Linked DNA regions of Homo sapiens: region 2 is linked to region 1. A link is a loop called in an ENCODE intact Hi-C map of the cell type or tissue named here. Cell type or tissue: PC-3. All regions are shown on one strand. Each heading gives the region's core, and the rest is flanking DNA. Links, peaks and the distances in the headings are about the cores only.

Region 1 (2,921 bases), core at 98-2,597:
CTTCTCATGGTATCCCACGGCCCTGGGTCCACTGATCCTTTTGGGTCTTCCTCTGCGTGGAATTGAGGAAGGCCTTGCTGATATTACTATTGGCTATTACATGCTTCTCCCATGGGTTCCACAGCGTGGGCTTAATTATCATTAACTCATCACCTGCATCACCCACCATCTCATGATGAATGAGACACACCATACTAGTCACAAAGGGTGAGGTCTCCTCCAGAGCTTTCTCCTGCACAGTCTCTCATCCTCTAGTCAAGAGGATGACTACTCTCCTCCCAACCATCTCCAGAATAATTGTAAAGATTGGGTTGTGGAAGAGAAATCTTGGTCTCGCCTTCATGGGAGGCCTCAAGGCTTGAGATTTCTTTTCCTGAAACTTTCACCCACTCTTTGGGTACCAAAGATTGAATCCTCACCAATGACCATCAAGAAGCCCCACTGCCTATAGCTAGCATTGGGCCAGATGTCTGACAGGTTGTAGGGAGAGTACTTTTAGTCTTCAGCTCAGACTTCTCATGCTTATACACTGGATTTGGATGATTTTCAGATTCTCCTGAAGGCTACTTAAATAGCTCCTCAAAACAATGGGACCCCTAGCGTGAGTTTAGCACACAGGGAAAACAAAGGCATACTCACACTTACAATCACCAGGAGTGACATTCAAATTCAACAACTGGCAGCCATTCATTAATTTGCCGGCTTGTCAACATTCTCAAAAATATAAAACTTCAGAATTTTTGTGGGAATATACTATTATTGTATCCAGCAAATCCTTTTCCATGGGGTTGCCAACCAAAATAAGCCATTTGCTGACCCAACACTGCTAATAGCATAGTTTTCAACAGAGAACGCTAAGTGTCAACTTTCTCAGCCTTCTACTTCCACCTATTACTTGCAATTGTCCAACTACTCTTTAATTCGACTTACTATAACTCAACAAACATTGATTTGAGGGCTATTGCATGACAGACCCTGCTGTTTCAGATGCTGCAGTAAGCAATAATAGCAGAGGATTTGAGAATGTTTACAACACATTTCCCATACTTCATCTCATTTAATTATCTACACCAAATTATTATACAGCTCAGATAAGTAAAACATTGATAGTCCTGTTTCTTACCTCCTTCCATCCAGCAAGCTATTCTTGATCCCTCTAAAGTCAGCTCTCTACTAAAAAAAAAAAAAAAAGAAATAAGAAAACTCAGTGGCCCAGGGAGTTTCAACAACCAGTTTATCTAACTGTTCTACTTGTTGCAGTACAGGCCACAGAGACCTCTACATTTATTCAGTGACCTCAAAAATAAAAATTAAAGTTTCCTCCAAATAAAAATTCCTTAAATGACTTTCACTAAATTTTCAGGCTAGCTTTAATGCTGGCATAAACTAAATAAACAGAATAGAATTTTGTTTATAAACTCTCCAGATTTGGACTATTAGTCATGAGCAACCCATACAAATAAATTTTCAAACTGACCTTTTCTACCCTTGCCACTTCAGTGTAAGTCATCCATGACTTCTGGTCATCCCACATACTTTGTACTGACAAACCTTTAATTTGCAAATGAAGATGGGATGACTTAATAGGTAATTTTTCATTTAAGAAGTAATATTTTTGTTAAGTGCCTTGTCTGACTAAGTTAGCAACCAAAGTTAAATCCACAGAGTATAAAAAGAGTTTTGTTTACACAAAAAAAAGAAAGAAAGGAAGAAAAATTCTTGTCCACTTCATTCTTTGACAATGCATCAGAATAATAGTGGGCTATAAATAGAAGATGCAAGAATGACTAATTCTGTTTTGACTCTATCTCTTCAATGACAAAGGAAACCCCTCTGTACAAACATATTAAGCTAAATCATAACAGCTGGACTTTAGGAATTTTATCTAGAACATCTACATCAAACAACTAAGGGTGCCAACCTTGAAGATGTACAAATAACTCCCAGTGGAACCCAGTTTTATAACTATCAACTCAAGGGACTTGTGATTTAAAAGAAAGATTTAAATACTGCCTTGCTTTAAAAGAATACTCCCTTGAAATCATCACTGCTAATAAAATACAGGAGAAATTTACCCCAAATTACTTTATCCTGGAAAAATCTGTCTTTTGTGACTGAGAGAGCACACATGCTTCATTTATAGCTAGAATCTTTCTTTCTGAAAGCTTAGTTATCCTTCAGAAATTTGTCAGCTAAATTAAGCCCTTAGCCATATAGAGAGAAGTCTGCTGGCACTGCACTGGGAAGAGAATGAATGAAAGACTGGATTGAATTTTCCATGGAAGCCGACAATTAATATTGTTTTCTTTGGTATATCCCTTTCTGTCCGTTGTTTTTGAGCTCTCCAAGAGAAGAAAAAAGTTAAGAAGCCTGATTCAGTCATTTCCAAATCTCACTTCCAGTTTCCATCTTATTTAAGACATGACTTAACTTTAATGTGTGTAACATAAACAGAATCATAAAAGGGAAAGAATTAGAACAGTCTGGAAGAGTCGGTGTCCAAAGCAGGAAAATGCCACAGCTGATTTGCCCTTTTTATTGTTGTTGGTCTTTTCGTTGTTTACTGCAAGGAGAAATTATCTGTTCCTCTGCTGCCGCTTCCTCACCCTCCATTACAATCACTGGGAATTCCAATTTCACAAAGTTATTACAATACAGCCACAAATAATCCATCTTGCCAAGTCCATCTTCAGGGCCGAAGATAAAGTTGGAGCTGAGTTGCTACACACATCTGGAGAAGGTTCGTTACTTGTAATCGTGAGCTGCTCTGTTAATGCACCCATGAGAAAGGGGCTGACAGGCTGCATATTTCTGCAAACTGTTCCCAGAAAGAACCAATTTCCTGACTTCCATGTGGTGTCAATAATGGAGGCATGAGATGGAGCAGTGCTTATGAAATATTAAATCTGCTTACAGGACCA
Region 2 (2,921 bases), core at 183-2,682, 170 kb before region 1:
CCAGGTTGAGCAAAATATAATTTTAAATAAAGACAAGATTGTAGGGTTCAGAAGCACTTCAGAAGACACGGGCTGGAACTAACTTGGGGCTGTTGTTGCAACAGAAAAGATCTAAGTCTGACTGAGCTAAATGGGGTGCTAGAAGTCCTCAATGGAAAAGCCCATATATGTCCAAGGTCTGTTTCTGAAGGCCTTGCCCCCAGAAAGCCTTGTTCCCATCATTGCTTTATAGTAGACACATGGAAAGCTCCCCACTCTGTCTGGGAGATAATCTGAGAAGTATGCTCTGTACTTCTCTGGGTTCATTCAAAGAGAATTTTTACTTCCAGGTTCAAAGAAAAAAAATTGCTTATCAAAGAGCTCAAGAGATTTCTTGAACCCAGATCTAGTGTTTACCATGCAATATTTTGATGAATGAGAGTTAAATGATTCCAAAATACACGGATTAAATTTCCCTAGAATATACACGGTTTTGGAAAATGAAAGGAAAATGGTACTTTGAGCAAAATACATTTTTGGCTCTGCTGAACCCCAAATATTAAAAAAAAGAATATAAAGTTTGCCAAACCCCAAGTGCTTCTGGGCTCACATATTCTGGCTCTCTCCTTGAGAACACCTTTCTACCATCATTTTCCCCAGGCAGCTCTACTCACAACAGGAAGTCTGTAACTCAATTTCCCTTTCGTAAATAAAGGCATCTTTAAATGGTATAGACCTGACATCCACATCGGAAGGCAAGAAAAATATGGCAAATACAGTTCTTTGGGGTCTTGTCATCCACACAGGATCATCATACAATTAGGCAGTAGGATGGCAGGTGCTAACCTTGGGGGGACTCTGATTAAACAAACAGCACCGATTTTCATGTAATGTTACACTCCAGCACAAGGCCTTGGGAAAAGAGCAATGGCATCACCAGGATCCTGAGTTCTTACCGAAATCTAAGTATACAGATGAACTGTGAGCGCTGGTCTATCCAAATTTAAATATACGCACAAAATGCTCTTTTGCATAGGGGTATAGTCCATCTCTGGAGTTGCAATGCTGTGGCCGGGGGACCAAAGCAAATGAACTAAGTTTTGATGAAAACCATAAAGTTACATTTGGGAAAAATGTCTCGTTACACATATGTGACCATGTTTTCCTAATTCTCCTAGAGCAGGATTTGGAACAGGTATACAACAGACAGAAATTTTGTTTCCGAGTCAGAGAACGCAAGGCAGCCAACAAGAGCTAAAGACTCGCAGTGTTCTCAGGTTTACAAATGGGTTAGCAGGGCACAGTTGAGGTGTTTCCGTTTGTGGGTTTGTTTGCTTCACTCATTGGCGTGAGAAGCCAGGCACATTTCTTCAACTTTGGAAGCCACGAAGGAGTCCTATTCATTGGGGCTTGTGAATCAACAAAGAGGAATGGCATTTAATATTTATATATGTCTCATGTAGCCATTAAAAATCTTTTATGAGTGTGAAGCCATTATTAAAGCAAGATGGGTTCTGGGTCATGGACCCTTTCATGGCATTCCCATAGTGCTAATGAGACAAATAATATCTCCTCACAGTACAATGGCTGCCTCTAGCACTGAATTCAGTGTGCCTAGTGCAGTTAAAAATTCTAAAGGAAAAAAATTTACCATTAGAATTACCCTACCCTAAGAACTTTTTCCTTTTCATTGCCTGAACAAACAATGCAGTTTCTAGCTCAATTAAAACTAGGTTGGTGCGTGTGTGTGTGTGTGTGTTAGAGGGGCTGAGTAGAGACTATAGACTAAAGATGGCCAAATACATGGATATTAATAACACACATGAATGTCTGTTATCCACTGGACCACATGAAGTGTATCCCCAGGAGATATTTACCTTCATATATTTACAGATGACATTATGTTGCACCCTGATCTAAGTCATCCACTACTTCTAGAACAGCTGAAGAGAAGACAGAAGAAGGAAAGAAAAATGATGACAAAAGCATGGAAAGCTAACAAAAGAGGATAAACATACTGCATAGGAGAAATATGTGAATGAACACTGATGCTTTAAATTTTATATAGCAACTTGTTTGGGAAGATCTGCCTTACTTATGAGTGATATCTTACACTTGCCAAAATAAAAGTTTTATGATAGCCCCTTGCCAAACCATATTCTACCAAGAGAAGCAACCACACAAATGAAGAGTAAGATATACATGTAAATGCTCTCAAACACACTTCTTCCCCTTTACCATAAAGAAGATAGAGTTCTACATTCAGCTGCCATCAGAACATGGCATTCCCTACCAAGAGTAATTTAATGGCAACCAGCACGCTATGCGAATGAAACACAAATGTCTAGTGGTTTCCAGATCATATATTCAGCACAAAACTTCATTATAGCTTATTTTTATATCACACATAACAACTTTTTAGTTCCGTATTCATTAAAATGAATTAATAATAAAGGACTATATAATAAGGACTTCTGAGTTCTGATATTAGTGGCATCTGATTTTTTTATGGACATTGGTAACAAGGAAGAAAACAATTTCCAGTGGTTTTTCAACTACAGACATTCAGTTTTTCAACTACAGACATGTAGTCAAGGCATTCACAAGACATTTTTATGATTGGGAAATGGTAGTGGGAGGGTAACAATTACATTGGATATCCTCCAGTTAACTTATCTTGGTTTCTGTAATACTATTATCCATAGTGTCACAATATTCAACATAAGTTCATCAGGCTTCACTGATGTTGTCAAGGCTCATTTGGCCATAAGGGGCAGAGGCAGTTCATTCAAGGTGCCCCAAGATAAGAGACATGGGTAAACCGAAATTGGAAGCGAAAGCAGTCAGGAACTGAGGTGGCTTTTGTGTGAGTCTGTGTATAAACTTGTATGCGTGTGTGTGTGTCTGTCTGTCTTTCTTCCTTTTTCTCACGAACTGCATGG

What was found. Peaks named below come from ENCODE experiments on the same cell type or tissue, not always from the same donor. Only the 100,000 strongest peaks of a DNase experiment are listed, where the experiment ranks them.
Region 2: a loop joins it to region 1, with 7 times the contacts of the local background. A loop is called at or near these places in 2 of 110 quality-filtered maps.

What each region holds. Positions count from the first base shown.
Region 1 is chr14:53,367,704-53,370,624 of GRCh38, reverse strand. It overlaps LOC105370504 (a long non-coding RNA gene), which reads right to left. Exons shown (of 4, transcript XR_943876.3): 2 at 1,124-1,173. Among named protein-coding and RNA genes, the nearest start is that of DDHD1-DT, 220 kb to the right of the region's middle. RefSeq lists an enhancer at 1,133-2,921. In PC-3, for the core only: no CTCF peak of the experiment used is centred there; a DNase peak (open chromatin) is centred at 1,534; H3K27ac peaks cover 800 bases.
Region 2 is chr14:53,533,473-53,536,393 of GRCh38, reverse strand. The region is part of intron 2 of LOC105370504 (a long non-coding RNA gene); the gene reads right to left. Among named protein-coding and RNA genes, the nearest start is that of LINC02331, 320 kb to the left of the region's middle. In PC-3, for the core only: no CTCF peak of the experiment used is centred there; a DNase peak (open chromatin) is centred at 1,333; H3K27ac peaks cover 2,500 bases.